2 separate regions of the Homo sapiens genome follow, and region 1 is linked to region 2. Evidence: read pairs that join two places in POLR2A ChIA-PET (ENCODE). Cell type or tissue: GM12878. All regions are shown on one strand. Links, peaks and the distances in the headings refer to the core of each region. The heading gives the core; the rest is flanking DNA.

Region 1 (16,283 bases), core at 11,963-14,462, 530 kb after region 2:
AATGCAGCATCCGTTCTCCACACGATACCTAACATCCCTATTTAACCACTTTTACATTGTCCTTACACTTATGAGTCAACTGTAAATAAGAGCAAAAATAAATGCATAATCTTTATGTTGACTAAGACTTTCACATGTACTAACTGTAAAATCTAACAGCTAACTCAAGCTTATGTATCTGGTAGTAGCCACAATTTAGTGTCTTGCTTCCAGATTTCATGTTAGGATGATTTTGGCATAATGTATTTCCCATAAGATCTAGGAAAAAAAAAAAAAAGATCTCTACCAACTCCCAAAAAAGCCAAGACCAGACTGCCCCAAGCAGTCAAATGGAACAGCAAGGAAAACCACAGCAATTTCCTTAACCAACATAGTACCAAAAAAGTAAAACTGAATTCAATAACCAAGAAATAATTTACCAACTATAGGAAATCTGGGAAAAATATACTAAAGTTATCATCTCAGACTGCCAACTGTATTCTTCATGCATTTCATTAAATACATGAGTTTTCAGGTATTTCATTAAATGAAATATTATCTGTGGTTAGGAACTTTTTAAAAAGAGCCAACACTTAAAAAGGGTAAAGGCAGAATCATAATAAATCACAAAAAAACTTGGATTTAATCATGTCCCCAGAAAATCCAGTTACCTCTTGGTCAGTCATCCGGAAGCAATTCTTCACATAATTGATGAATTTGGCTTCCACTTTGGGAAGAGAACCACCCTATTAAGACAAAAGCATTATTACAGGTAAGTAGAGAAATACACCGAGAGAGATACCTTTAGAAAATTCCTCAATAATCTGCATGCTACTACATGGATCAGTTTATTCTTTTTCCCTTCAACTTTCCAAGAATACTCCGTATCTTTTTCAGGGCCAGAAAGCCCTATTGGGCAGCATGGCTAGTATCTCTATTCAAACAGATTTGCCAAAGGGTCAAATCTTCCCTGACAACCTCTCTAGGAACATAAAATATAAGCTACACTTGAGATTCGACAAACAAACATGGCAACTCGGTTGCTTATCTAAATTATCTAACAAGTCGGTTATCACCCAGAACCAAATACAACCCATAACATCCCTTTGGAGAACCATGTCAAGTGACCCAAACTGTTCTTTAAAAACAAACAAACAAAACCCCACAAAACACTTGCTGACCACAAACTGGTTCAGAACAACAATGATCTGGTCATCAGTTAAAGATATATAAAGTTGAATGGGGAAAAAATTACAGTAATTACATTTCACTAATCACTCTTACCATTTCCTTCAAATTATGGATACAGGCAAGAAACTACAATAGGGGAAAAAATTACAGTAATTACACTTCTCTAATCACTCTCACCATTTCCTTCAAATTACGGATATAGGCAAGAAACTACAACAGTATTGGCAAGACCTGTGACTTTGTAACCAAAATTTCAAAACATTACTATTGCAAATATCTTGAAATGTTTGTATTTATCACTACTTTGGAATTTAAAGCATTGAATATATTTGTTTTTACTAAATTTAATTAATACCTTTCCCTCTAAGTATCTTTTATGCATTTTTAAAAGATTGAAAAGGTTTTCAAATGTCCAAGGGACTTTGGCAGAATCAGGTATAGCATTAAGAAACTTAACTGCCTCCAATAACCTAGTAAAATAAACCTCACAATTTCCATTTCAAAATTATTGTCACATACATTCTTAATTGATGCATTCAAATATTTATTGAGCAGCTAAGGAGATACAAAGGCGATTTAAAACATTGTCAGGTGAGGCAAATGCACAAGTAATAGAAAGCAAAGGGCAAGGTTCACTGAATCACAGCAGTCAGAAGAAAGTGCTTTAGGGAACCAAGAGATTGTTTCCAGCCTGAAGAGGCATGGGTGGCAAATCAGAAAAGGGGATTGAGATTAAAATAGAAGACTTCAGTCTGGATTGTTGATGACACTCAGTATGGACTATATTTGTCTCTCCTTTTCCTTTCTCCCCATCTTTGGGCTTAATTTACATGTAGTGCCCAGGACTGTTCAATGCGCCTGCAATTAAACCAAGGAGATAGGACCATATTAAAATGGAGGGGAGGGGCATCTAAAAGATGTCATTTTAGCATTGTATCCAAGGGACAAAAATCAGTGATAACCAGGAAGGCTAAAGGGTTTACAGTGTGACTAAAAGAAATATGTTCCAGTTCTAAAATTCTTTTTCCAGTGGACTTATCACTGTACAAGGAATCTACTGAAGCCACGAAAAATCTATAGATTACAAGAAAAACATGGGGAAATGAGTTGGCAATTTTTCACCACCCCACATTTGCTCTCAATAGTTGGAGTCTAAAAGTATTATTCATAGAATTAAAGCTTCTCTCAAATGTGCTTCCAAGGCATTTAAACCATTTATTCCATATCCTACTCAAATCCCCCAGTCAAGCAGATGAGAGACCTAACCCTCTTCCCACATTTCCATTATTTAAGACAAAAGGAAACTAGATTTAAGCCTATTAGTCATTCACGAAATCTAGCTATTACTACATGTATTAACTGGTGACAACTTGGTGTAAAGGGCAAAGAGAAATGTCTCAATCTGCTGAAAATCACTTCTGACTAGGGTCAATCATGAATATTAACTATAATACCAAGCAACAGCCAGCATCTACTTTTCCAGCTGTTTGTAATTTTAATGAAGTCTCATACGCCCTCTGTTGGTTCTCTAGCATATCTTACAACCAGAATAGGCAAAGGGTTTTCACTGATCTATTTTAACATGGAAGGTCAGAATGTTATCTTGCAACCAGTGCACTACGTTCCTTGCATAATGGAAAATAAGGCATATTTAATTTTGCATATGCAAAAATCACCACAGACACGATTATAAATGTTTTATAAGAAATTTTTGAAAAAATTCATACCACGAACCAGGCAAGTATATTAAACCAAAACAAACAAAAAAACAAGAAACATTCAAGTCTATGCAAACCAGACACGTGCAATTTGAGGGGGGAGACAAAGTTTTTTTAAGATAACTTTACTCACTTTTTCTATACTTGCTTGCATTTTTGCTTTAATGTCTTCTACAGAACTAGGTCCTTTTGGTGTTTTAGGAGTTTTTTCCTGTTTCTTGAAGGATTCTTGTCCCTGAAAAAGAAATGAATTTCCAAAAGGTCATAAGAATAAATACAATTCCTAATTAAAACCCATTCTATCTGGATTTCCTCAAATATTCTCACAAAACTCCCTTATAAAGCTAATTATACAACTGGAATTATCATCAATAAATTCACGCCATATAATTTTGTTCTTAAAATCTTTCCTTTAAGGAAGGAATAAGATGATTAGCTAGGCATGGTGGTGCATGCCTGTAATCCCAGCTACTCAGGAGGCTAAGGCAGGAGGATTGCTTAAGCCCAGCAGCTGGAGGCTGTAGTGAGCTATGATCATACCACTGTACTTCAACCTGGGCAAGAGTAGGCCACCCATCTCTTTAAATAAAAAAAAAAAGAGTAACTTGGGAGTTTGCTTTTATGCACAGTACTAAGTCAGTTCAAAAAAGGAAATCAGGGCAGACAGAGTCTCGTTCACTCAGTGCTCAATGGTGCCCAGGCTGGAGTGCAGTGGCGTGATCTCGGCTCACTACAACCTACACCTCCCAGCCGCCTGCCTTGGCCTCCCAAAGTGCCGAGATTGCAGCCTCTGCCCGGCCGCCACCCCGTCTGGGAAGTGAGGAGTGTCTCTGCCTGGCCGCCCATCGTCTGGAATGTGAGGAGCCCCTCTGCCTGGCTGCCCAGTCTGGAAAGTGAGGAGCGTCTCCGCCCGGCCGCCATCCCATCTAGGAAGTGAGGAGCGCCTCTTCCCAGCCGCCATCACATCTAGGAAGTGAGGAGCGTCTCTGCCCGGCCGCCCATCGTCTGAGATGTGGGGAGCGCCTCTGCCCCGCCGCCCCATCTGGGATGTGAGGAGCGCCTCTGCCCGGCCGAGACCCCGTCTGGGAGGTGAGGAGCGTCTCTGCCTGGCCGCCCCGTCTGAGAAGTGAGGAGACCCTCTGCCTGGCAACCACCCCGTCTGAGAAGTGAGGAGCCCCTCCGCCCGGCAGCTGCCCCGTCTGAGAAGTGAGGAGCCTCTCCGCCCGGCAGCCACCCCATCTGGGAAGTGAGGAGCATCTCCGCCCAGCAGCCACCCCGTCCGGGAGGGAGGTGGGGGGGGGTCAACCCCCCGCCCGGCCAGCCGCCCTATCTGGGAGGGAGGTGGGGGGTCAGCCCCCCCGACCGGCCAGCCGTGCCATCCGGGAGGGAGGTGGGGGGGTCAGCCCCCCACCTGGCCAGCCGTGCCGTCCGGGAGGGAGGTGGGGGGGTCAGCCCCCCGCCCGGCCAGCCGCCCCGTCCGGGAGGTGAGGGTTGCCTCTGCCCGGCCGCCCCTACTGGGAAGTGAGGAGCCCCTCAGCCCGGCCAGCCACCCCGTCCGGGAGATGGGGGGGTCAGCCCCCCCACCCGGCCAGCCGCCCCGTCCGGGAGGGAGGTGGGGGGGTAAGCCCCCCGCCTGGCCGGCCGCCCCGTCCGGGAGGGAGGTGGGGGGGTCAGCCCTCCGCCCGGCCAGCCGCCCCGTCTGGGAGGTGAGGGGCGCCTCTGCCCGGCCGCCCCTACTGGGAAGTGAGGAGCCCCTCTGCCCGGCCAGCCGCCCCGTCCGGGAGGGAGGTGGGGGGGTCAGCCCCCCGCCCGGCCGGCCGCCCTGTCCGGGAGGGAGGTGGGGGGGTCAGCCCCCCGCCTGGCCAGCCGCCCCGTCCGGGAGGGAGGTGGGGGGGGTCAGCCCCCCTGCCCGGCCAGCCGCCCCGTCCGGGAGGTGAGGGGCGCCTCTGCCCAGCCGCCCCTACTGGGAAGTGAGGAGCCCCTCTGCCCGGCCACCACCCCGTCTGGGAGGTGTGCCCAACAGCTCATTGAGAACGGGCCAGGATGACGATGGCAGCTTTGTGGAATAGAAAGGCAGGAAAGGTGGGGAAAAGATTGAGAAATCGGATGGTTGCCGTGTCTGTGTAGAAAGAAGTAGACATGGGAGACTTTTCATTTTGTTCTGCACTAAGAAAAATTCCTCTGCCTTGGGATCCTGTTGATCTGTGACCTTACCCCCAACCCTGTGCTCTCTGAAACATGTGCTGTGTCCACTCAGGGTTAAATGGATTAAGGGCGGTGCAAGATGTGCTTTGTTAAACAGATGCTTGAAGGCAGCATGCTCGTTAAGAGTCATCACCAATCCCTAATCTCAAGTAATCAGGTACACAAACACTGCGGAAGGCCGCAGGGTCCTCTGCCTAGGAAAACCAGAGACCTTTGTTCACTTGTTTATCTGCTGACCTTCCCTCCACTATTGTCCCATGACCCTGCCAAATCCCCCTCTGTGAGAAACACCCAAGAATTATCAATAAAAAAATAAATTAAAAAAAAAATAAAAATAAAAAATAAATAAATAAATAAATAAAATGAAAAAAAAAAAAAAGAACTACCTGAGATTGGGTAATTTATGAAGAAAAGAGGTTTAATTGACTTACAGTGCTGTAGGCTGTATAGGAAGCATGGCTAGGAGGCCACAGGAAATTTACAATCATGGCAGAAGGCAAAGGGGAAGCAAGGCACATCTTACATGGCAGCAGAAGAGAGAGAGCACAAAGGGGGAGGTGCTACACACTTTCAAACAACCAGATCTCATGAGAATTCACTATCAACAGAACAGCAAGAGGGAAATCTACCCCATGATCCAATTACCTCCCACCAGGCCCCTCTTCCAACACGTGGGGATTACAATTTGAGATGAGATGTGGGTGGGGACACAAAGCCAGACCATATCAGGTATTAGGTTGATTCCATGTCTTTGCTATTGTGAATAGTGCTGCAGTGAATATTTGTGTGCATGTATCTTTATGGTAGAATGATTTATATTCCTTTGGGAATGTAATGGGATTGCTGGGTCAAATGGTAGTTCTGTTTTTAGCTCTTTGAGGAATCGCCACTCTGCTTTCCACAATGGTTGAACTAATTTACACTCCCACCAAGAGTGTGTAAGCATTCCCTTTTTTCTGCAACCTTGCCAGCAGCTGTTGTTTTTTGAGTTTTTAATAATAGCTATTCTGACTGGTGTGAGATGGTATCTCATTGTGGTTTCGATTTGCATTTCTCTAATCAGTGATATTGAGCTGTTTTTCATATGCTTTTTGGCCACTTGTATGTCTTTTGAAAAGTGTCTGTTTATGTCCTTTGCCCACTTTTTAGTGGGGTTGTTTGTATGGAGGTTCATCATTAGTTACATTTAGTCAATAGATTATATGTGTTGTAGAATATGAAATTTATTCGTTTAAATTGTAAATAAACTATTTCATCAGGTTAAAAAAAAAAAAAAAAGGAAATCAGAAAATCCCTAAGAATAAAGCAAGAAAGTCACTGTAGTCTGATGCCTGGCGCCCACCCCAGACCATTTTTATGACAATCTCCATAAGTAGAGCACAAGTACTGGGGTTCCTTTAAACTTTTTTTCCTTTAAATTCCATTTTCTGCAGGGAAGTGGGTAGGGTCAGGAATGAGATCAATACACCCTGTCTAGGCCCAAATGTTCTACTTCAAGCTAACATGCAGCCAAGGTTGAGAACTTCTACTCTATGCAGACATACCTTTCAACAAAGATTCCTTACAGGAAACAACTATTGACTTCACAATCACAAAAAATTCAGGCCAGGCGTGGTGGCTCACACACTTTGAGAGGCCCAGGAGGGCGGATCACCTGCAGTCAGGGGTTTGAGACCAGCCTGGCCAACATATAGAGTGAAACCCCATCTCTACTCAAAAATACAAAAATACGCTGGGCCTGGTGGCACGCGCATGTAGTCCCAGCTACTTGGGAAGCTGAGGCAGGAGAATCGCTTGAACCCGGGAAGTGAAGGTTGCAGTAAGCCGAGATCACGCAACTCTAACCCAGACTGAGTGACAAAGTGAGGGTCCATCTCTTTCAAAAAAGTCTATTGGCTCCCCCCGCCCCACCACCTTACATTTAGTATGTTTGTGTGTGTGTGTGTACCTACAACACACAACAAGCTGATTTTTTTTTTTGGAGGCGGAGTCTCGCTCTTTTGCCCAAGCTGGAGTGCAGTGGTGCAATCTCACTGCACTCCACCTCCCAGGTTCAAGCAATTCTCCTGTCTCCACCTCCTGAGTAGGTGGAATTACAGGCACATACCACCATGCCTGGCTAATTTTTGTGTTTTTAGTAAAGACAGGGTTTCACGATGTTGGCCGGGCTAGTCTCAAACTCCTGACCTCAGGTGATCCCACCCACCTTGGCCTCCCTCCCAAAGTGCTGGGATTACAGGAGTGAGCCACTGAGCCTGGCTGCAGCAAGCTGATTTTAACTTTTAAACAGCAATTACAGGGGTTCTATAAAGGCCTATCAAATTTCAGACACACTAGATTCTTCCACAGTAGAATCTTTTTCCCCAACTAGATCAATGAGACCCACGTGTAAATGTAGCCACTTACTTTTGATCTTGGTGTTGATGATGGTTTTGAGTCTTTTCCATTCTGATTTGACTTTTGTGCATTTTTGGCTGGAGTATCTCGTATAGACTGCAATTAGAAATTTATCTTAATCACTGTCCCTGACCCCAACAACAGTGCAAACAAAGCTGTCCAAGCCATGTAAGACAAGCAGCAACCACAGGCTTGGCGTGGTGGCTCATGCCTGTAATCCCAGGACTTTGGGAGGCCGAGGCAGGTGGATCACGAGGTCAGGAGTTCGAGACCAGCCTGGCCGACATGGTGGTCTACTAAAAATGCAAAAATTAGCTGGGTGTGGTGGCATGAGTCTGTAATTCCAGCTACTCAGGAGGCTGAGGCAGGAGAATCGCTTCAACCCGGGAGGCAGAAGTTGCAGTGAGCTGAGATCGCGCCACTGTACTCCAGCCCGGGTGACATTGAGACTCCGTCTCAAAAAAAAAAAAAAAAGGAAGGAAAAAGCAGCAACCACTTGGACAAAAGGTTACACAAGACTAACAAACTGGGTGGAGGGCCACATGGATAAAGAAAACAGACCATTCCCCACTCTTAAGTTTTCTGTAATCCTCCTCAGGACTAATTTTCAGTATGAGATGATCTCCCACACCAGCTTCCCTTAACTACAAAACAAGCAAATAGCACTAAAAAATCACCATTTCTATTGTTAGTTTAACAACCTTGTAGCATTGTATCTACTCACTTTCTTCACTGGCGCTTTTTCTTCAGCTTCCTCATCATCAAAATCATCATCATCATCACTACAAATGAAATGTCAAGACATTAAGCACTTTCAAAATTTGGGAGTAGACACAAGAATTGAAAGCAGGACCTTGAAGTGATTATTTGTGCACCCATGTTTATCGAAGCATTGTTCACAACAGCCAAGAGGTGAAAGCAACCCAAGTGTTAAATGACTAAATGAAAATGTATATGTACACACAATGAAAATCCTCTTGCATGCTACATGACTGAACCTTGAACAAAGTGAAATAAGCCAGCCACAAAAGAACAAACACTGTATGATTCTATTCATTAAGTATCTAAAAGTAGTCAAACTCAAAGAAATAGAAGGTATAATTGTGATCGCTAGGGGCTGGGAAATGAAGTTGCTCAATGAGTAGTTTTGCATAAATACACACTATACCACTGTATAATGTATGTATATTTAAGTAATGTATAGTTCTATTAAACTGTACACTCAGAGTGAATTTGTGTTAAAAAAAAAAATTAAAGACCTAAATAGAAACATTCCATGTTCAGATATTGCCAAGATGGAAACACTCCCCGAATATACAGGTTAAATACAATCGTTAGAAGACTCCCCAAGCTGGTTTCTCTGTAGAAACAGATCCTAAAATTTATAAACAAACCCAAGAACTGGCACAGTGTCTCACACCTATAATCCTAACACTTTGGGAGGCTGAGGTGGGAGGATCGTTTTAGTTCAAGACCAGCCTAGGCAACATAATGAGAACCCTCTCTACAAAAAAAATTTTTAATTAGCAGGCGTGGTGGTGTGCGCCTGTAGTCCTAGCTATTTGAAAAGCTAAGGCAGGAGGATCTGCTTGAGACAGTGAACTGTAACTGTGTAATTCTGCCACTGCACTCCAGCCTGGGTGACAGAGCAAGACCCTATCTCAAAAAACAAAAACAAAAAAGACACTTAAGGGACCCAAAGAGGCCAAATGCAATCTGGAAAGGAAGAAAGCTAGAAAACTCACACTTGATTTCAAAAAATCAGCTATAAGACCTACAAAGGGGCCAAGGCACCGTGGCTCACGCTTGTAATCCCGGCACTTTTTAGGAGGCCGAGACGGCCAGATCACCTGAGGTCAGGAGTTTGAGACCAGCCTGGCTAATGGGGAAACCCAGTCTCTACTAAAAATACAAAAATTAGCCGGGCATGGTGGCGGGCGCCTGTAATCCCAGCTACTCAGGAAGCTGAAGCAGGAGGAACCAGGAGGCGGAGGTTGCAGTGAGCCAAGATCACGCCACTGTGCTACAGCCTGGGTGACAGTGAGACTCATTTCAAAAAAATAAATAAATAAAAACCACAGAGGAACAGTGTTGTACTGTTCTTACATGTTAAGGATAGACACATCAACAGAACAGTCCAGAAACAGTGATTTTTTTGTTTTTTGAGGCGGAGTCTCGCTCTGTCGCCAGGCTGGAGTGCAGTGGTGCAATCTCAGATCACTGCAACCTCTGCCTCCCAGGTTCAAGCGAATTCTCCAGCCTCAGCCTCCTGAGTAGCTGGGACTACAGGCACACGCTACCATGCCCAGCTAAAATTTGTATTTTTAGTAGAGACAGGGTTTCACCAAATTGGCCAGGATAGTCTCAATCTCCTGGTCATGATCCGCCTGCCTCAGCCTCTCAAAGTGCCGGGATTACAGGTGTGAGCCACCACACCCAGCCATAAGTGACTCTTTTAAAGGTTGCCAAGATCATTCAATGGGGAAAAAATAGTTTTTGAACAAATCATGTTGGGGCAACTGCTAATCTACATCCAAAGTCTATATTTAGACCCCTCCATTCACACCATACACATAAGTTTACTCAAAATGGAACAAAGCCCTAAATATAAAGGACAAAACTCAGAATTAAGGGGGCAAATTTTCACAACTTTGAATTTAGCAATGATTTCTTAGGATTGACACCAAAGGCACAAGCAACAAAAGAAATCGGACGTCATAAAAATTAAAAACTTGTTCAAAGGCCACCATCATGAAAGTTAAGTAACAATTCACGGAATGGTGGAAGATAATCTGTAAATCTTGTGTCTGATAAGGGACTTGTTTGCAGAATACATAAAGAATTCTTGGGCCCAGTGCAGTGGCTCACGCCTGTAATCCCAGCACTTGTGGGAGGCCGAGGCGGGCCTGACCTCAGGAGTTCAAGACCAGCCTGGCCAACATGGCGAAACCCGGTCTCTATTTAAAATACAGAAAATTAGCCGGGCGTGGTGGGGGGGGTGCCTGTAATCCCAACTACTTGGGAGAGGCAGAAGAATTGCTTGAACAAGGGAGGAGGAGGTTGCAGTGAGCCAAGATCACATCACTGCACTCAAGCCTGGGCAACAGAGACTTGTCAAAAAAAAAAAAAAAAGAATTCTTGCCAGGCACAGTGGCTCACAGCTGTAATCTCAGCAGTTTGGGAGGCAGAGGGAGGTGGATCACTGAAGACAGGAGTTTAAGAACAGCCTGGCCAACATGGCAAAACCCCTTCTCTACTAAAAATACAAAAATCATATCAAAAAGAAAAAAGAAAAAAGAATTCTTACAACTTAGTAAAGACAAAGAGAAGTAAATGGATTTAAGTGGGCAAAAACATTTCTCCAAAGATATATGGCCAATGAATACATGAAAAGATGCTCATTATTAGTCCACAGGGAGACGCAATCAAACCCACAATCAGCACTTCATACCACCAGGATTAGAGTCAGATAATGGCAAGTGAGGGTGTAGTGAAATCAGTAGGTTGGAGTGAAATCAGAAGCCCCATACACTGCTAGTGGGAATACAATGGGTGAGCCACTCTGCTTTAGGTGTACATCCAAGTAAAATGACATGTCTACAAGCGTTCATAGCAGTCAACAAGTAGAAGCAACTCAAATGCTCACCAACTGATGAATAACCAAACATACCCATACAATGTATTCAACCATATAAATAAATGGAGTACTGATAATGCTATAACATGGATGAAACTTGAAAACACTGTGCTAAGAAAACAGTCACAGAAGTCCATTCGTGCAAAATATGAGGGACAGGAAACCTATAGACAAAGTTCATTCGTGGTTGACTAGAGCTGAAGAGCATGAGGGGTAATACCTATAGAGTACGATTTCTCATTGAGGTGATGAAATGTTCTAAAATTGATTATGGTGATGGCTACACAACTATGCATACTAAAACCACTGAACTGCACACTATTTTTTTTTGAGTTTTACTCTTGTTGCCCAATCTGGAATGCAATGGTGCGATCTCGGCTCACTGCAACCTCCGCCTCCCGGGTTCAAGCAATTCTCCTGCCTCAGCCTCCCCAGCAGCTGGGATTGCAAGCGCCCACCATCACACCCAGCTGTATGTTAGCAGAGACGGGGTTTCACCATATTGGCCAGGCTGGTCTTCAACTCCTGACCTCAGGTGATCTGCCCGCATCGACCACCCAAAGTGCTGGGATTACAGGTGTGAACTGTTAATAGGTAAACAATGGAGGGGAGTAATCAAATCGAGTCACTGGAGGGCAAGTCAGGCAGAAGTCTCTATTAGCAAATACCAAGGGGTTCACGTTTAATTCAACAACTGAACGTACTGGTCTCTAAATCCCAATACAGCAACTTCATGTAAGAAACACCTATCTTTCCAATACCGAAGAAATATTTGCTGTATTTAGAAAAAGTATCATAACTTAAAAAGCTGTCACAAATAGCCCTTCAAGTGGCTTTTTAACAGTGATTTTGTCAGTACAAGTTTCTGGCATTAGAACCCAATCCCTGCAGGTGCCTCCCCTGTGCTAGAAACAAGATGAGAATGCTTTTTTTAAACATTTTTTCTTATTTGTTAAAACAAGTCTATTAAACTACTATCAAAATAGCTATCAAAACTACTATCAAAACAGCTTTACTGGCAGGGTGTGGTGGCTCACACCTGTAATCTCAGCACTCTGGGAGGCTGGGGTGGGCAGATCACCTGAGGTCAGGAGTTCAAGACTAGCCTGACCAACATGGCGAAACCCCATCTCTATTAAAAATACAAAAAATTAGCCTGGCATGCTGGCACATGCCTGTAATCCCAGCTACTTGGGAGGCTGAGGCAGGAGAATCACTTGAACCCGGGAGGCAGAAGTTACAGTGAGCCATGATTGCACCACTGCACTCCAGCCTAGCCAACAATGCACTTCAGCCGGGGCAACAGAGACTGTCTCCAAAAAAAAAAAAAAAAATTCAGCTTTACTTAAGAAATTCCCCAAAAATTAAAAAAGACATTTAAGGGCCACATACTATCAACGTATTACATACATCTATGTATAGTATACATCAGCACTATGCACATTACATAGCCTTTCTTGCTTAAATCAAGAGTCATCTGAGCCCACACCATATACCCATTCCATCCTCAAAAAGGAACCAAATTCCCCTTTGATCTGTGTTCAAAAGGTTAGATTTCTAAGTAACTATAACGAACCTTCATGCACCTCTTTGCATTTTCATTGCCATCTATCTATGCTGGGCCCTTGCCATCTCACCACTGAAGTTTCTATTAATATTTGTTTCCCTCAAGGCATCCTTTACTACTATGCAGACCTTAGTACACTTTCTTCAACTTATATGAAAACTTGCGGCGGTGCATGGTGGCTCACGCCTGTAATCCCAGCACTTTGGAGTTCGAGACCAGCTTGGCCAACATGGTGAAACCCCGTCTCTACTAAAAATACAAAACTTAGCCAGGCGTGGTGGCAAGTGCCTGTAATCCAAGCTACTCTGGAGGCCGAGGCAGGAGAATCACTTGAACCTGGAAGGCAGAGGTTGCAGCGAGCAGAGATCATACCATTGCACACCAGCCTGGGGCACAAGAGCGAGACTTGCCGAAAAAAAAAAAATCCCACAAAAAAAACCAGGTACTGATTTGGACCTTGATATCTACACTTTTCATTCCTATCAATGCCCAACTTAAAGACAAACAAAATTACATTGTGGTTACATCATGAATTTATACCCATTTTTCTGAGATGGGAGTCTCCCTCTGTTGCCCAGGATGGAACACGGTGGCGCATTCTTGGCTTGCTGCAACCTCCACCTCCCAGGTTCAAGCAATTCTCCTGACTCAACCTCCTAAGTAACTGGGACCAATAGGCAGGCACCACGATACCCAGCTAATTTTTGTATTTTTAGTAGATACCGGGTTTCACCATGTTGGCCAGGCTGGTCTTGAACTCCTGACCTCAAGTGATCCACCCACCTCAGCCTCCCAAAGTGCTGGGATTACAGGCGTGAGCCACCATGCCTGGCCTAATTATATCAATTTTTAAAAAAGGAAATCTTCCAAAGCCCCAACAGGGTCAATACTACAATCAGGTCCTACTCCAAAGCCTTTCTGGAAGGGATTGCTTGTCCCCGAGCCTCGGTGAATGCTATTAAACACTTATTTTATAAACTTGTACAAAGGTAACTCAAAATCAGACTAAACCAATCCGAACCATACCATCCCTATTTCTAATTTGTGTTTTTAGCCTGTTTCCCATTCTTCTCTTGGAATGTATTTCAATTCTTACTAACGAGAAATATTCTTAAAAGTGATAACCAAACAAGCTGGGCTTGGTTATGCTCCTGTAACCCCACCTGCTTCATAGTCTGAGAGGGGAGGATAGCTTGTGCCCAGAGATTCAAGTCCAGTCTGAGTAGCATGGTAAAACACCATCTCAAGAAAAAAAGTGGCCGGGCACGGTGGCTCATGCCTGTAATCCCAGCACTTTGGGAGGATGAGGTGACCAGATCGCCCGAGGTTAGGAGTTTGAGAATAGCCTAGCCAACGTGGTGAAACCCCATGTCTATTAAAAATACAAAAATTTGGCTGGGCGCAGTGGTTCACATCTGCAATCCCAGCACTTTGGGAGACCGAGGCAGGTAGATCACGAGGTTAGGAGTTCAAGACCAGCCGGACCAACATACTGAAACCCTGTCTCTACTAAATACAAAAATTAGCAGGGCATGGTGCCCCGAGCCTGCAGTCCCAGCTACCCGGGAGGCTGAGGCAGGACAATCGCTTGAACCCAGGAGGCAGAGGTTGTGGTGAGCCGAGATGGCGCCACCGCACTCCAGCCTGAGCAACTGGAGACTCCATCTCAAAAAAAAAAAAAAAAAAAAAGAAAACAAAAACAGCAACAGTCAAATACTACCTTTAAGTTTGCGTTCATTTATAAGTTTGACATGCAAGTACTTTGAATTTTTATTTTTCTTTTGAGATTGGGTCTTGCTATTTTGACCGGGCTGGCCTCAAGAGATCCTCTCATCTTGGCTGGGTGTTAGGATTACGGGTGTGAACCACTGCGCCTGGTCATACTTTGAATTTTTAAGCTTTCGGCTCTTTCGGCCTTTTTCCTGTTTTCTGCCTTCATCGTCATGCTCAAAGATTTTGAAGAACCACCAGCTTAAAACCTAAACTCCCAATTTGATCTTTCATGCAGGTTCTCTTTTAAAGTGCATGTTCTTATATTTGTTTTCAATAAATGCATATGGACCAACCTCAGAACTGAAGGACAAAGCTGAGAGCCAAATCAAAGTATTCAATGCATTACTGGTACTGGCACACATAAGACCAATTATAAACAGTACTTTATACCAGTGTGCGTATTAACTGTTTGTAACAATAGTTTGATCTAGTTTAATATAAAGTCATCAAATATTGTTTCCAACCATATTTTAAATCCCAAGAAAATCTTAATATCCCTTTTAGAATCTTATTTTTGTCAATAAATATCTACATAAAACCATAAGACAAAATCCTTTTAGGGAATAACAAACCTTGAGTAACAACTTGTAAAATGAATATAGAGCTATTTAATCATATTTTCTTTCAACCCAATCTCATTAACTGCTCACCATAAAACATACCAGGCTTGATGGGTATAACACATCCACTAAATCTTCAGAACAAAGGGACATAATCAAACTTCACAAACACTATAGTCTACCCTTCTGAAGAGTCACAAGTCACAGCATTGTAAAGGCTCACAGACCCAATATCCTTTCAACTCAGCTCATTTAACTTAAACTGACAACAGATGACCACCTGCCCTTTTATTATAAACTATTACATAGGATGGCTTTTTGTAAATGACTTTTATAAAACCCTCATGCATATAACTATGTCAAATTCCTTTTTTTGTCAAGATTCCGGAAGTATATCAAGTTTCTAAAATCATACTTACTCTTCATCATCATCCTCTTCATCATCATCGTCATCATCTTCATCAGCAGCAAGTTTTACTTTTTTCTTTTAAAAGAAAAGATACGTACTCATGAACAAGAGCTGTTCTATCACCAAACTAAAAGCTATAATACAAAACCTATAATAAAATTGCCATCTCTACCTGTGGAACCTTGCTACCACCTCCAGGGGCAGACCGCTTTCCAGATATACTTAAGAGTTTCACATCCTCCTCCTCTTCATCTTCTGACTCTGCATCTTCCTCCACAGCTAAAATACAATTTATTAGACATTATAAAACTCAAGCAGCAAGAAGTCAGAAAAAAAAAGAACACTGATAGTAAATACTCTAAAAACTGAGACTTCTATTCTATTTAAAAAAAAAAAAAAAAAGAGCACATGGGAAAAGGAACTTTTTAACAAAAGTATTTTGAGGCCTAATGTTCACTGCCAGGTTTTAAATGCAAGAAGCCTGGGGAGGGTGGCTCATGCCTGTAATCTCACTTTGGGGAGGCCAAGGCGGACCACTTGAGGCCAAGAGTCCAATCTGGGCAACATACTGAGACCCCATCTGCACATATACAAAAAAAATTAGCCAGGCGTGGAGTGTGCCTGTAGTTCTAGCTATTCCAGAGGCTGAGGTGAACCCAGTAGCAGTTCGAGGATATAGCAAGCTATGATCACATCACTGCACTCCAGCCGTTATAATGAGACTGTCTTTATTAAAAAATAATTTTTAGGCCAGGCACAGTGGCTGACACGTGTAATACTAGCACTTTGAGAGGCCAGGGCGTGCAGATCACGTTAAGGCCAGGAGTTCAAGATCGGCCTGGCCAAC
Region 2 (16,283 bases), core at 9,107-11,606:
ATCTAGATTTTCTCCTATGTTATCTTTTAGGAGTTTTAGAGCTTTCCATTTTCCATTTAGGCTTGTAATCTGTATTCAGTTAATTTTTGTGAAATGTGTAAGCTGAGTGTCTAGATTCATTTTTTTTGCATATAGATGTCCATTTGTTGATGAGACTCTTCATCGTATTGACTTTGCTCCACAGTCAAAGATGAGTTGACTGTATTTGTGTGGGTCTATTGTGTGGGCCCTCAGTTCTATTCCATTGACCTAGCTCTGTATTCTGTTGCCAGTACCACACTTTCACTTTCGTGAATACTGTAGTTTTGTAGTGCCTTTTGAAGTCAGACAGTATCATTCCTTGAACTTTGTTCTCCTTCAGTTGTGTTTGTTATTATTTATTTATTTTGAATTATTTATTTTTTTTAGCCTCTCCATGTAAACCTTAGAGTCATTTCAATATCCACAAAGTAACTTGCTGGATTTTGATAGAGATTGTATTGAATCTATAGATCCAGTTGGGAAGAACTGATGTCTTGACCTTATTGAATCTTCCTTTCCATGAACATGGAATATCTCTTCATTAATTTAGTTCTTTGATTTCCTTCATCAGGATTTTCTAGTTTTCCTTACAGATATCTTGTGTATATTGTTAGATTTATACCTAATTATATCTATAGGTGTTTATGTAAATGGTAATATGTTTTTAATTTCACATTTCATTTGCTCATTGCTGGTATATAGGAAAGTGATTGACTTTTTGTATATAAACTGTGTATACTGCAGATCTGCCATAATCACTTATGAGTTCCAGGGGCTGTTTTGTTAATTCTTTCAGTTTTTCTTTTTTTTTTTTTTATTTTTTTATTTTTTATTTTTTATTTTTTATTTATTTTTTTTATTGATCATTCTTGGGTGTTTCTCGCAGAGGGGGATTTGGCAGGGTCATAGGACAATAGTGGAGGGAAGGTCAGCAGATAAACAAGTGAACAAAGGTCTCTGGTTTTCCTAGGCAGAGGACCCTGCGGCCTTCCGCAGTGTTTGTGTCCCTGGGTACTTAAGATTAGGGAGTGGTGATGACTCTTAACAATTCTTTCAGTTTTTCTACATAGACAATCATGTCACCTGTGAACCAAAACAGTTTTCTTTCTTCTCAATCTGTATATTTTTTATTTCCTTTCCTTGTCTTATTGCATTAGCTAGAACTTAGAGGATGATGTTGAAAACCAGTGTTGAGAGGGAACATTCTTACCTTGTTCCTGATTTTAGTGGGAAGGTGTCAACTTTTTCACTAATACGTATGATGTTAGCTGTAGGTTTTTTGCAGGTGTTCTTTATCACGTTGAGGAAATTCTCCTCTATTTGCCTTTTGTTTGTACACTCCTTTCTCCTAAAAACTGATCTTTTGAAGACTGCCTTTTTGCATCTTGCATCCTCTTTATCTGTAATCAACTCTGAACTAGCAGGACGCTTTTTAAGTATTTTCATACATAATGTGATTTTATGTCAATCTTTTATCTGCTGCTCGTTTCCTTCTTTTTTTATTCTGCACAGTTTTCCTGAACTGCCCTTGATCTTCATGAAGATTTATGGCTGGAGCATAAGGATGTACTAGGATTTAAATTTCTACTTATGTTCTGTGCCTTTTAGTTATACTGAGAGCTTGAGCTTTACGTAGCTTCATTTTTTTTGTCAGTCTTTGTGTCCTGTGAATTCACTAATATCCCATCACTTTTATTTTTTAATTTTTATTTTTATGTTTTATTTTTGAGACAGAGTCTCGCTCTCTCGCCTAGGCTGGAGCGCAGTGGTGCGATCTTGGCTCTCTGCAACCTCCGCCTCCCGGGTTCATGCCATTCTCCTGCCTCAGCCTCCCGAGTAGCTGGGACTACAGGCGCCTGCCACCATGCCCGGCTAATTTTTTTGTATTTTTAGTAGAGATGGGGTTTCACCACATTAGCCAGGATGGTCTCGATCTCCTGACCTCGTGATCTGCCCACCTCGGCCTCCCAAAGTGCTAGGATTACAGGCCTGAGCCACCACGCCCGGCCATCCCATCACTTTTATTTTGTAGATTCAGCAGGATTTTCTAGTTAGACAGTCATACCATCTACATTCTTTTTGTTATTTATGTTTTTATTTCTTTTTCTTGCTCTGTTGCATTGACTATAGTGAAACTTGTGATTTTCAATTTCAAGTTCACGAATTTTCAATTTTTTAAATTATTGATTGGTTTATTATTATTTTTTTTTGAGACAGGTCTCACTCTGTCACCCAGGCTGTAGTGCAGTGGTGCGATCTTGGCTCACTGTAACCTCCTCCTTGAGGGTTCAAGTGATTCTTGTGCCTCAGCTCCTGAGTAGCTGGAATTAGAGGCGCGTGCCACCACACTGGCTCATTTTTTAAATATTTTTAGTAGAGATGGGGTTTTACCATGTTGCCAGGCTGGTCTTGAACTCCTGACCTCAAATGATCCACCCACCTTGGCCTCCTAAAGTGCTGGGATTACAGACTTGAGCCACTGCCCAGCCTATTTTTTATTTTTTTTTTAGATGGAGCTTGCTCTGTCACCCAGGCTGGAGTGCAGTGGCACGACCTCAGCTCACTGCAGCCTCCATCTCCCAGGTTCAAGTGATTCTCCTGCCTCTGCTTCCCAAGTAGCTGGGATTACAGGCACATGCCACTATGCCCAGCTAATTTTTGTATTTTTAGTAGAGACGGGGGTTGACTGCATTGGCCAGGCTGGTCTTGAACTCCTGACCTCAAGTGATCTGCCTGCCTTGGCCTCCCAAAGTGCTGGGATTACAGGTGTGAGCCACTGTGCCCGGCTCAAATTCACAAATTTGAATTCACACTAGAAGTGTGAATGGATATTCTAGCTTTGTCCTTCAGGACAAGGGGAAAATGTTCCATCTTTAAACATTAAGTATGATGATGTTTCATTATATGACCTTTATCATATTGAGGAAGTTATCTGAGTGTTTTTAAGCATGAATAGATGTTGAATATTGTCAAATGCTTGAAATGCACCGATTACAATCTTCCATTCTGTCCCGTTGGTCTATACATATGTCTTCATGCTAGTTCCACAGTTTTGGTTACAATAGCTTTGTAGTAAATTTTGAAACCAGCTTTTCAAAGCTGATTGAAGTCCAGTTTAATTCTTGTGTTTCAAGATTATGTTGTCTGTTCTGAGTCCCTTGAGATTGCTAATGAATTTTATGGTTGATTTTGCTACTTACGCAAAAAACATCGTTGGGTTTTTTTAGGGATTGCATTAAATCTGTAGATAGTTTTGGGTGGTACGAAGATCTTAATATTAAGTCTTGCAATCCATGAACATGAATTGTGTTTTCTATTATTTGTCTCTTTGATTTTTTCTGCAATATTTTATACTTTTCAGTTAGTCATATTTTCTATAAATTTAAAGAAAAGAAATTAATGTATATGCACTCTCATTTTTACTATTTTTCTTTTCAGTTATGTCTTCATTCCTTTACTATATCCAATTTTTCTTTTCTTTTTGTCTGAAGAACTTTAACGTTTCTTGTAGTGAAGGTTTGAGAATTAGATCAGAGTCCTGGAAGCCAAGTGAATGAAGTATATCAAGAAGATGGAAGTGCTCAACCTTGCTGATCGGTGAAGAAATAGGAGGAATAAGAATTGACCCTTAGATTTAATAACTTGTAGTATGAAGTCTTTTCTGATGAAAACAAATGATTATTAGTCAAGGAATTCGCAAAGGAAATTCAGTTCAGCCATCCTTTTGGATCTCATGGATTTCTAAATTTGACCAAGAGGTAATTGTCAGAGTAGGCATGAAGGTTCATTACAGTGTTGTGTTTAATAGTAAAAAATGTAATGTTTGTTACTACTTGTATTGAGTAAGGAAATTATGGGATGAAGTGAACTGTAGCCCTTAAAAATGAAAACGTAGAACTACAATGATGTGGAAAGATGTGCATGACACATGGAAAAAACAGTTAACCGAAGAGCATGTTTTAAACAATTTTCACTTACATATATGCAGTTTTCAGTCTGTGTACCAAAATGGTCCAGTGGTCATCCCTAGGTGGCAGTATTTTGGTTGATTTTTCCTTTTTAAAAAAACTTCATTTGTGTATTTTCTTTTGTGATGTGCCTGTGGAAGTCTTTTGCTCATTTAAAAATTTAGTATGTGTGTGATTGTGATTCTTCCTTGGTTTGAAGTGAGTTAAAAAAAATTCTGTGTGTATTGCCACTCTTTTCTTGCTCTGTAAGTTGCCTTTTTTCTTCTACATCTAGTTCCTTTGAAAGAATTGAGGTATATTGTGGTATATTTTGCATATCACAAAACTAATCCACATATGTAGTCCAGTGATGCATCATCACCATAAATCAGTTTTCAAGCATTTTCAATCTCTGAATGTTTTCAATGAACAGAAATTATTTTAATATAGTCTGATTTATTACATTGTTCTTTGTGGTTAGCAGTTGTGTATTGTTTAAAAAAGTTTTGCCTATTCCCAGGTCTTGAGGATGTCCTATGGCTTCTTCTAAAAGCTTTACTGCTTTGTCTTTTACACTTAGATCTTCAGTCTATCTAGAATGGATTTTTTTTTGTATTTCTTTGTATGCATGTGAGAGGGTAGGGCCCAAAATATGTTAAGAATATCTAGTTGATAGAGTCTTTTATTTAAAAGACCATTCTTTTCCCACTGCACTGAAGTGTGTAGCTAATATTTATCAATAGATATTTATTATACCTCTGTACTTAAGTAGTATGCTGGGAATTATTCTAAGTGCTAAGGATACAGATTGAATAATACAACCAAATATCTCTGCCTTATGGAAGTTAAATTTGACTAAAGGAGCCTCTATTAGTCTGTTCTCACACTGCTATAAAGAAATACCTGAGATTGGGTAATTGATAAGGAAATGGGGTTTAATTGGCTCATGGTTCTGCAGGCTATATAGGAAGCATGGCAGCGTCTGCTTGGCTTCAATTATGGCAGAAGGCGAAGGGGAAGCGGGCACTTCGTGTGGCCGGAGCAGGAGGAAGAGAGAGTGGTGAGGTGCTACTTTTAAACAATCAGGTCTCGTGAGAACTCACTCACTCATGCCACGACAGCACCAAGGGGGTTGGTGTTAAACCATGAGAAACCGCTCCCATGATTCAGTCACCTCCCACCAGGCCTCACCTTCAACAATGGGGATTACAATTTGACAAGAGGTTTGGGTGGGGACACAGATGCAAACTGTGTCAGAGCCCTGCTTGGGTGCCAGGATTATCTCTTAAAATTTTCTCACTTACTCTGCCAGGGAGGCCCTGTTTTCACCTCAGTTTTGTGGATGAGGACATAGGCACAGAGAGGTCAAGTGGAATACAGCACTGCTGGACCTTTCAGTAAGAGTTTCTGTTTCCCTAGACCACAGCATATATATCTGGGGTCTTGGTGTGAATCTTTTACTTACTTTTAAAGTTTAACTTCAAAATCACTTTTCCTTGCTGTTAAAAAGATACGTGTGTACTTTAAGGAAAATTTAGGTAGGATAAGTAAGCAAAAATCAAATAAAAATTACAGAGATAATATTGTAAGCACATGGTTGCTTTTGTAAATAGTAAAATAAATTTTATTTGTAAAGATGAGATTGTACAGATATATTGTGACTTGCTTTTTTCCCACTTAAAATAGTTTAGGCCTTTTCCCCTATCATTGTTCTTCTAAAATAGTGTTTCCCTGACTTTGGGCAGTTTGAGTACAAACCTCACAATTTTTGACATGTCTGCACACCATTTGTTCTTTTACCTGCTGACCATGTTTTAAAAATCTACTTTGTAAAGTAAATCAGAAAAGGGAACTGTAATCACTACATGACTGGAAAATCAGTGGTGCTTACTGGCGTAGATTAGTGTAAAAGTAAATACCATTAAAAAACCCCAACCTGGGCAACATACTGAGATCTTGTCTCCATAAAAGAAAAATAAAAAAATTAGCCAGGCACGGTGGCATGCACCTGTGGTCCCAGCTACTTGGGAGGCTGAGGCTGGAAGATTGCTTGAGCTCAGGAGACTGAGGCTGTAGTGAACCATGATCATGCCACTGCACTATAGCCTGAGTGACAGGACAAGACTTTGTCTCAAACAAAATAAAACAAAACGAAAAACCAAAAACCCATATGACGTTTTAGCCAGATACTGTTTTTTTTGTTTGTTTGTTTGTTTGTTTTTTACAGAAAATTGAACAGTAGCCTGGCTCTTTTTGTTAAAAACAGGTGATGGCAGATATTAGAGAGGTGTGAAAATATCTTTTGATGAAATTAGAATTGAAAGCAAACTGAAAAGGTAGTAACTTTTAGTATGGGATTTATTATACTCTGCTAACCTTTAGCAGGGTTTTTCAGGGGTTTTCAATGTAAGAAATGAAATTTATGTTTATACCTAGTGTGTGTGTGGTAATTTTTATATATATGCATGTGATGCAGGATGTTTTCTGTGCTGCTTCGCCAGCTGGAGACTTTGCAGCTGGCAGTGCCCCTGCCCAGGGCCGCGCTCCGCCCTGGGCTTGCTGTTGGAGGTATCTTGCCCACTTGGCCTGGTGGGCTGCTCTTAGCGCCCTGGCCCTGATCCCGCACTCAGTCTGTGCCGGGGCCAGGCGTGCTGTAGCCTGCTTCTGCCTTGGGCACCGGCATCTAGACAAGGGGGAATGCGGTGGCACTTGAAACTTTTGGAGACACCAGCATCCGCGTGACCCCAAAGAGGGTGTTACAGCATGTCGCAACTCTGGCTCTGGGAGTGGCGAGGTCTGGGGCCCCAGAAGGGTTGTAGCTCTTCTCTCCTCTCTGCAGCACTACCAATCAGCGGGGGTGGGGGGGTGGGACGTGTTTCAGCCCACTTATGTTACAGCTCATTTAATCCTGTCGCCCTGCTCTGGCCCACGGCTCCTGGGCTGGCCTGGCCCCGTGGCTGCTTCCTGTCATGCGGGGCTGCTGCCTGGCACCGGCAGAGGGTGGAGGGCTACAGTATTACAGCGTTTTACCTACCCATGTTCGGTAGGTCCTGAGTTCTTGTCCCGCATCCAAGAAGAATGAGGTTATGCTCACAACCAGAGGGTGAGCAGGGCGGAAAGTTTTATTGAGCGACAAAACAGTTCTCAGCGGAGAGGGCACTCAAAATGGGCATAGTCCCCCAGTGTGGCTGAGTTCAGGGTTTTTAATAGTCACAGAATGGGAGAGGTGCGGGCAGTAAGTAGCATTGGAAAAGGCAATGTTTGATTAAAAGGCATTATCCAGAAAGAAACAATTGGGAAAGAGCTGGCAAACAGGAATAGAAATTCTCACTCTGGGTCGTGGGCTTCATCCAGAACCAGCAGCCTTGTCTTCAGGCTTCAGGCTGTTTTTAGCTTGAAGGTGGGGTTTTGGCTGGGTGCAGTGGCTCATTCCTGTAATCCCAGCACTTTGGGAGGCCGATGTGGGTGGATCACGAGGTCAGGAGTTCAAGACCAGCCTGGCCAACATGGTGAAACTCCATCTCTACTAAAAATACAAAAATAGTTGGGTGTCGTGGCGGGTGCCTGTAGTCCCAGCTACTCGGGAGGCTGAGGCAGGGAATTGCTTGAACCCAGGAGGCGGAGGTTGCAGTGAGCTGAGATCGTGCCACAGCACTCCAGCCTGGGCAACAGAGCAAGACTCTGTCTCAAAAAAAAAAAAAAAAAAAAAAAAAAAAAAAAAAGGTGGGGTTTCACCGCGGACCCTCCCCTGTCTGCCTAGGATTTTGTCTGCCTTCTGCTGCTATCACGTGTGTATGTGTTATGTCTGTATAGTCAGGAAAATTGCCGCCATTTTTAATTGTAAGATATTGATTATAAGAAACATCTCTATTTCAGAGACGTTAAAATGTGAAAAAAAAAAATACATCTTAGAATTGATGAAGTAGAGGATATAATATGTGCTCTATTCTATTTCAGTTTTAAAAAAAATGCTGGTTATCCCTTAAATTGATATTTTAAACTATAATGGATTGCAGTCTCCAGTTGGAAAAACATGGACTTAAAATTTAAAAATATGAATCTTAATTTCTGCTTTACTTAAAAATCAGTAAAGATGAATTTTAAATGAAAATGTACAAGGTAAAATAAAACCTAGGTGTGGAAGAATATCTTTATGACGTTAGAAGAAAAAAGATTTCTTGAGCAAGATGACAGCATAAATAAGAAAGGAAACAATTGACAAATTAAACTTCATTAAACTTTATTACTTCTGTTTATCAAAAGACACCATTAAGAGAATGAAAAGTTAAGCCACAGATTGAGAGAAGACCTTTGTAATAATATATTTGAGAAAGGAGTTCATTCTAGAATATATATAGAATTTCTAGAAATCAGTAAGAAAAAGTCTAACTAAAAATTGATTAAAAGCTTTGTTATCCAGGCTGGGTGTGGTGACTCAGCCTGTAATCCCAGCACTTTGGGAGGCTGAGGCGGGCAGATCATTTGAGGCCAGGAGTTCGAGACTAGCCTGGCCAACATGACGAAACCCCATCTCTATTAAAAATACAAAATTAGCCGGGCATGGTGGTGCACGCCTGTAGTCCCAGCTACATGGGAGGCTGAGGCACGAGTATTGCTTGAACCGCGGAGGCAGAGGTTGCAGTGAGCTGGGATTGTGCCACTGCACTCTAGCCTGGGCAGCAGAGCATGACTCTGTCACACACACACACGCACACACACACACACGCACACACACGATTGGTGATGACAAAAAGAAGAAAAACATTCGTCCACATTCATTCTTTAAGGTATTTTTGGTATCATTTCTTGTCGTATAATGTCAATAACAATGAAATACTTGTTACAAATTTGAGTGGAACTACAGTTTAGATTAATTAGAAGAGAACTTACTGTATTATAATAATCCATATAACAAATTTCAACCAAACTCCTAATGGATTTAAAATTTATTAGTGGTTTACATTTTTATGAGATGGCAGAAAGAAAATAACTGGTATATTCCTATATTTTAGTGTTTGTCCGGAGAGGGGAGAAGATTTCCAGTCAAGCTGTTTGATGGTGGTTGTGTTAATGTATGAGCACATATGGCCTTCTTCCTTCTGAATTGCCTTGTTTGTTTGAGAGATAGGAACTGCTATTTTAGACAAATTTATCTCTTCTTTTTCAAAATGAATACTTCTGGCTTTCTAGTGATTTTAATTCCCAGCAATGTGTTGGCAAGATTTGGGTTTTAGGGGCCTACGTGTAGGTAACAAGAACAATGAAAAGCTGTTTGGTTTGCCTTTACCAGTCATTGTTCTATGTATTTATCTTTGGAATTTATAGCAAGTAATAATTGGCGGAATATATTTAGATTTTTCTACTTGGCCTAATCTTAAATATGTAATAATCTGTTCCTGATTTCTAACTATATTTGGAATTTTCTTCTGTGACCTATATCAGTTTTTACAAAATGCTCCATGGAAAATTGAGAATAATATGTAGTCTCTTATTGGGTAGAAAGTTTGAGATATATCTAGTAAATCAAGCCCCTCCCTCCCTCCCTCCCTCCCTCCCTTGTTTGTTTGTTTCCAACTTTTCCCCTTTATGTACTGTTGCTTGGTGTGGTGACTTACCTGTAATCCCAGTGACTTGGGAAGCTGAGACAGGAGGATCACTTGAGCCTGGGAGTTTGAGATCAGCTTGAGCAACATAGCAAGACCCTGTCTCTGAAAAATTTTAAAAAATTAGTTGGGTGTTATGATGTGAACCTGTAGTCCTAGCTACTCAGGAGGCTAAGGTGGGAAGATTGCTTGAGCCCAGGAGTTCGAGGTTGTAGTGAGCTATGATCATGCCTCTGTACTTCAGCCTGGGTGACAAAGTGGAACCCTGACTCTTAAAAAGCACTCTTCTTTTTGAATCTTGCTTTTCAGAGATTTAAAATGTAAATATTGCTCTCCTTGCAATAAAGACCCTTGCTTTCCTTTTAATTTGAATTTTTCTATGTTTTTGCTCATTTCTTTTAGGCTTTTTTATATGAATTTGTTATTTTGCTTACCTTTGTGTGTAGGGGATCTTCTCAATTCAGCTTTGTTTTATTAAAACATTCTGCTTGCAGTCTATTAAATTGATTTCATAGGCCAAAACCAGCAGTTGGAAAACACCTAAGACACATTTTTCTGTGTGGAAAGTACATTGATTTCTGAGTAGAACAGGCTTAGGTCTGAATCCTGTGTCTCTCATTTACTAGCTGTGTGACTCTTAACTGTTAATTACTTAATGCAGAATTTGCAGCATTTTTAAAGCAGGAAATTGATTCCTCATATAATTCTCAAAGTAGAGAGTTTTCCAATTGAAATATATTCTGTGTCAGTTCGTGGCTCCTATGTTAAACATATATCACTGCTAAGAGCCTGTTGTACCTATACATAAACTAAATGAAACTGGAGGCTAGGTCATTGGAACCAGCCTACCACTTCCGTTGATTGGTATGAAAGAGAGAAGGGGGAATGTACAGAAGAGATTCTAGGATTATTGAAATGCTCTGAAGAAAGAATGAATTCTAAGTGGTAGCTGAGATTCCATAGCAGACACAGTATTGCTGTACTAAATTACCCAGTTGATGAAAACATCTTGACAAGTTTTCAAGTCACAATATTGTGGGATTTTTTTGTTTGTTTGTTTTAGAATGATGATGCAATGGGGTCCACTTTCTCAGGTTTTGTTTGGTTTTATATAGAATTCAGTTTCAGAAATGTAATTTACATCTCGGCTACCTAGAATGCATTCGTTTCCCAGGGCGAAGACTTTTTGCATTGGGGTCGCCATGTTCATGAAAATGCACAGATAAAAAGGAAAGTTACTTTTGCTAATCTGTTTATCATATTAAAAAAACACACTATATGTATTTTCAGTTATTTTTTATTTTGTTTATTAGTATTATTGCTTTTTTATAGAGATGAAGCTTGCTCTGTTGCCCGGGCTGGAGTGCATTGGCATGATCTTAGCTTATTGAAGCCTCAAACTTCTGAGATCCTCTTGCCTTGGCCTCCTGAATAGTTACGAGGCTTGGCTTATTTTTAAATTTTTTTAAGAGATAGAGTCTCACTGTGTTGTGCAGGATGGTCTCAAACTCCTCGCCTCAGGCAGTCCTCCTCCCTCGGCCTCCAAAGTGCTGGGATTTACAGGAGTAAATCCACTGTGCCCAGCCCTTCAGGGTTTTTTTTTTTTTTTTTTAAATAGCGGTGTGGAATTTGATTATGCTTCCCATCCTCCTTCACCGAACATATCTGTGATCAGTTGGCATGAAGTTTCCAAATCTGACTCTGAGGATAATGGAGACCTGACTAAATGAACTAACCAGACACCATCCAAACCAGTCATCCCTAGAATGGAAGCTTACGCTACTTCCACTTATGTTCAGAATTCAGTTTATGAAGACAGAGTAACTGTGCCTGTGTTTTCTCTTCTTTTCTTTTTTTTTGTTTTTTGAGACAGAGTCTCGCTCTGTTGCCCAGACTGGAGTGCAGTGGTGCGATCTTCGCTCACTGCAACCTCTGCCTCCTGGGTTCAAGAGATTCTTCTGCCTCAGCCTCCCAAGTAGCAAGTAGCTGAGACTACAGGCATGTGCCACCATGCCTGGCTAATTTTTGTATTTTTAGTAGAGATGGGGTTTCACCATGTTGGCCAGGATGGTCTCGAACTCCTGGCTTCAAGTGATCCGCCCACTTCAGCCTCCCAAAGTGCTGGGATTACAGGCATGAGCCACTGCGCCCAGCCTGTGTTTTCTTTGTGATGGTGGGAAGAGTGTCTTTGAAACAAGATTAGGATCTTCATTGTGCTGCAAATAGCTATAATATATATGCAGTCTAACTGGGAAGGTAGTGTCTTACAGAGTCTAGCTTTGAATCTTGGTACTTTTTGATGTGTAACCCAAGGCAAGTTGTGTAACATTTCTGAGCTATGGTTCCCCCAATGTGTAAAACAGGATATAGGTGCTATCATACAAGGTCATCATTAAAGGTAATTTATATAAAGTTTCTATCACAATGCCTGACCATCATAGGCAATCATTAAATAACAATTATTTTCTCTATTCTTCTTTGGAGCTACTTGATAAGGTATATAGTTGGTCATGTTTTTAATATCCAGTGAATGACTGGTTTCATAATTTTTCCTTGTAAAAGACACCCAGGAACAGGCGTTAGAGTATTGTGGTATTTGGTAGTTATGAAATATCACATATTGGGATGGAGTCTGTCATGATACCATCAGTGCAGCTTCCTTACTTAGGTTGGTGCTACCACATGGGCTGCATCATTTTGCCATAGCAATGATTTTTGAGCAGAGATAGATCAGAATTACTTGGAGAACTTGAAAGGAAAACGTATGCCTAGGCTCCATCTGCTCCATGATCAGCTGTATATATATGGCTTCCTGTTATTTATAGTCCTCATTCATGCCCCAAGTCCATGGACCTCTAGTAAAGAACCACTGATAACCATGGTTTTCCAAATATGAATTTAATGGCAAGCAGGACGTAGCCCTGAATTTAGATATCAACATACTTCGTGAATTACCCTACCATGGCGAGGTCAGGATGTATGTGAATAGCATCACAGACTGTCACACGGGCCAAGGAAAGATGGCTAAGGAGAAAGAAGGGCCAGGCCTGAGATGGTAGTGCCTTAGTATATTCTCCCACGGTGTCAAGTTTAGGAGCCCACATCCCTAGAGCACTGGTTTTCAAGTGGAGAGAGTGATTTAGCCCCCTTCCCTGGGACATTTGGCGATCTGGAGACATTTTTGATTCTCACAGTTCAGAGGGTGTGGAATGCTCCTGGCACAGGCACTGGCCAAGGATGCTGCTAACCTTCTATAATGCACACAGCAGCCCCACAACAAAGAAATATCCATCTCAAAATGGTAATAGTACTAAAATTGATCTGCCTGAGAGTCTAGCTTCTTCTTCCTAGGTTATATCTTTGATTGGTAGTAGTATCAGAATAATAGGAGGGTCTGCATTGTAATCTATTTACGTGTGATGCTCCTTGGTAGACATAAGAGGAAGGAAATGATGAGAAGGGTAGAAAGTAAACTGGTTGGTATTTCAAATAACTTTTCCTTCTCATAAGTGTTGGAGACTTAAAGAGGATTTCAACTCTCAGATTGGCCATGGTTTCACATGAGAGTTTGGATATAGGAAATGACCTTTCTTTTCTCTTGGGAAGCTCATTGTTTTTTCTTACCTCACCCTTGAACCTGTGACCTTTTGTCTCTTGCCTTTAAGGAATAAAATTCAAAGTGATTAAAAAAATTATAGCTTCCATAAGAGAATTTTCTATTTTTGCCATCACCACTTATTCCTGCGACCCTGTGTACGGATTGAGTATCCCTTATCTGCTTGGGACCAAAAGTGTTTCTGATTTTGGAAATGTACAGATTTTAGAATATCTGTATTATACTTTTGGAATTAGGATTTTTGCATGTGGGATGCTCAACCTGTAGCAGGCTGAGAAAGATGATGGGGAATAGGAGAGGACTGTATTGTATTTAACAAAGTGGGTGTTTCCTTTGTCTCCCAAAAGTATTTGGTGAAGAGAGAGGAAGGAATTACGCCAGGCTGTTGCTCTAGTCCAGTGTTTGCCAATATGTGCTGAGCTATTATTAATAGATATTATTATAAAATGGGGGCTGTCCATGTCCAACAAACTTGGGAAAGTTGGATTAAATGAATTTAACCTAATTTTAAAATAATAGTATATTATAGAACCTTTTGTATCTTAATGGAGTGTATTGTAACTTCTGAGAGACATATATATAAAATATATCTCTGAATTGAATATATATATTTACACACACACACACACACACACACACACACACAGAGTGAGTCTAGAGTGCAAGGATGTGTATAGCATTTCTCTAATTTCTAAACCTAATTAGACTCTTGGATGCTTTTTTCTCCAGACATCTTTTGCATTGCCTGGAATCCTCTGGATCCTCTGGTCAGTGTAACTTGAGAGCAGCATTTTCCCTTTGGTGTCTTCTGAAACCTTTATAAAAGAAGTGGAAAAGTATGTAGGATGGGAGAACTATTGCAGCCCCCATGGTTTTATTAAAAACAATTTTATTAAATTGTATGTCTAGCCTTCTTTATGAAGCCTTAAGGCAATAGCTGCTATTTTCTTCAGGGGGTTGTTTCCTTATCAACCATATAAGTAAACATCATTTCTCTGTTTTGGAATAAATGAAGAGTGAAATTTTCTCACTGTGAAGAGTTGTTTCATGTATAGTGTACAGGGAAGTCTGACATTTCTTGTGTTTCCATCTTAAGTAAAGAAAATATTAAGGTGGTTTAGGTCACAATAGCTCTGGAGGATTCTGGCTCCTATATTTCAAAAGCTTTTAGTTTAAAACATATATACATCTCTTGGCTGGGTGCAGTGGCTCATGCCTGTAATCCCAACACTGTGGGAGGCTGAGGCGGGCAGATCACGAGTTCAAGAGATCGAGACCATCCTGGCCAACATGGTGAAACCCTGTCTCTACTAAAAATACAAAAATTAGCTGGGCATGGTGGTGTGTGCCCGTAGTCCCAGCTACTTGGGAGGCTGAGGCGGGAGAATCGCTTGAAGCCGGGAGGTGGAAGTTGCAGTGATTTGAGATCACACCGTTGCACTCCAGCCTGGCGACAGAGCAAGACTCCGTATTTAAAAAACAAAACAAAACAAAAAAACCCCACAAAAAACAGAAAACAAAACAAAACCATATATACATCCCTCATATGTTTCCTCTGCAGTACCTGGAGACATGGGGTGGGGACTGACTTCCCATCTCTCTTCCACTTAATTCCTCATTCCTTTCCGTGCTCCACCTTTCATGTTTCCAGCCATTTGTTCTCCTTACCACTCTTAGAACCCAGACATTGTGGCCTTGCAAGACGGCTTTGTAACTACCAAACTCAGGGGATGCTGTACTGAGTCACTGCTCCCCCTTTCTTTATTCCCCTGAGGAAACCTGCTTGCTTTAAACTCTTAGGTCCCTTCAAGATAGCAATGAAAAGATTACATGGAGAGACCTCCATAAATACTACCTTTGTTTCCTTGTTCTTCATCCCATTCAGAATTACTTACTGCTTTCACCACTCCAGTCCTGTTTTGGACTCTTGGACACACTGCCTTCCTCTCTAGCTCATGGTTGATTTTCACATAGAGCCCCACCCTCCTGTCCCTCTCCCTCATTGTGGACCTTGATGCTGTGGGGTTTATAAGATTTTACTGAGAAAGTCAGGTTTTCCCCATAGGCGGCCATCTGGAGCATCCTGTCAAAATCTCTGAAATTAGAAAAGCATAAGAAGATAACACAGGGGAAAAGTAGCATCTTTTTTTTTTTTTTTCTCATTTTTTTTTTAAATTATACTTTAAGTTCTAGGGTACATGTGCACAATGTGCAGGTTTGTTACATATGTATACATGTGCCATGTTGGTATGCTCCACCCATTAACTCGTCATTTACATTAGGTATATCTCCTAATGCTATCCCCCCACCTCCCCCCACCCCACGACAGGCCCCAGTGTGTGATGTTCCCCTTCCTGTGTCTCCAGTGTTCTCATTGTTCAATTCCTACCTATGAGTGAGAACATGCAGTGTTTGTTTTTTTGTCCTTGCGATAGTTTGCTGAGAATGATGGTTTCCAGCTTCATCCATGTCCCTACAAAGGACATGAACTCATCCTTCTTTATGGCTGCATAGTATTCCGTGGTGTGTATGTGCCACATTTTCTTAATCTAGTCTATCATTGATGGACATTTGGGTTGGTTCCAAGTCTTTGCTGTTGTGAATAATGCCACAGTGAAAAGTAGCATCTTCAAATCGGAGAGTGAAGTAATGTTTTTTGGAATACCCATTATGCACTAAGCATTGTGTAGGGCAGTCTCCATCCCCACAACAACTCTGTGTGTTTGTATTTGTTCCCATGGTAAAAGAACTTGCTCAGGCTCACACACACACACACACACACACACACACACACACACAGAATGAGTGACCAAATCAGGAATCCAACTTCTCTTTGGCTTCAAAGCCTTTGACTTTCCTACTCCATCATACTGCATTCCTGATCAGAGCCAGTTTTGTGACCTGTAGAGCAGCTAGTGTTCAGTGGTGATTCTTACATCATTACCTACATTGGTATTTTCAAATGGATTGTTTGGAAATACTGTATAAATAGTCCAAACATTTTAGGACTTGTAGAACATAAAGGAAAAATAGGGAAAATTTGAGAGAGGCTTATTCCCTAAAGACAACAAACAGGATCTTGTAAAACACTGATAC

What was found. Peaks named below come from ENCODE experiments on the same cell type or tissue, not always from the same donor. Only the 100,000 strongest peaks of a DNase experiment are listed, where the experiment ranks them.
Region 1: POLR2A ChIA-PET joins it to region 2 with 6 read pairs; 6 of 35 experiments call an interaction of 5 or more read pairs at or near these places.

The regions. Positions count from the first base shown.
Region 1 is chr5:171,392,142-171,408,424 of GRCh38, reverse strand. NPM1 (nucleophosmin 1) reads right to left here. Exons shown (of 11, transcript NM_002520.7): 5 at 15,609-15,715; 6 at 15,447-15,511; 7 at 8,215-8,272; 8 at 7,500-7,586; 9 at 3,022-3,123; 10 at 651-725. Among named protein-coding and RNA genes, the nearest start is that of NPM1, 12 kb to the right of the region's middle. RefSeq lists enhancers at 10,613-11,334, 11,335-12,056, 14,259-14,766. In GM12878, for the core only: no CTCF peak of the experiment used is centred there; no DNase peak of the experiment used is centred there; H3K4me3 peaks cover 970 bases.
Region 2 is chr5:171,915,317-171,931,599 of GRCh38, reverse strand. All of the region lies in intron 2 of FBXW11 (F-box and WD repeat domain containing 11), which reads left to right. Among named protein-coding and RNA genes, the nearest start is that of FBXW11, 83 kb to the left of the region's middle. RefSeq lists enhancers at 5,339-5,398, 8,073-8,573, 8,574-9,074. In GM12878, for the core only: no CTCF peak of the experiment used is centred there; no DNase peak of the experiment used is centred there; H3K27ac peaks cover 1,030 bases.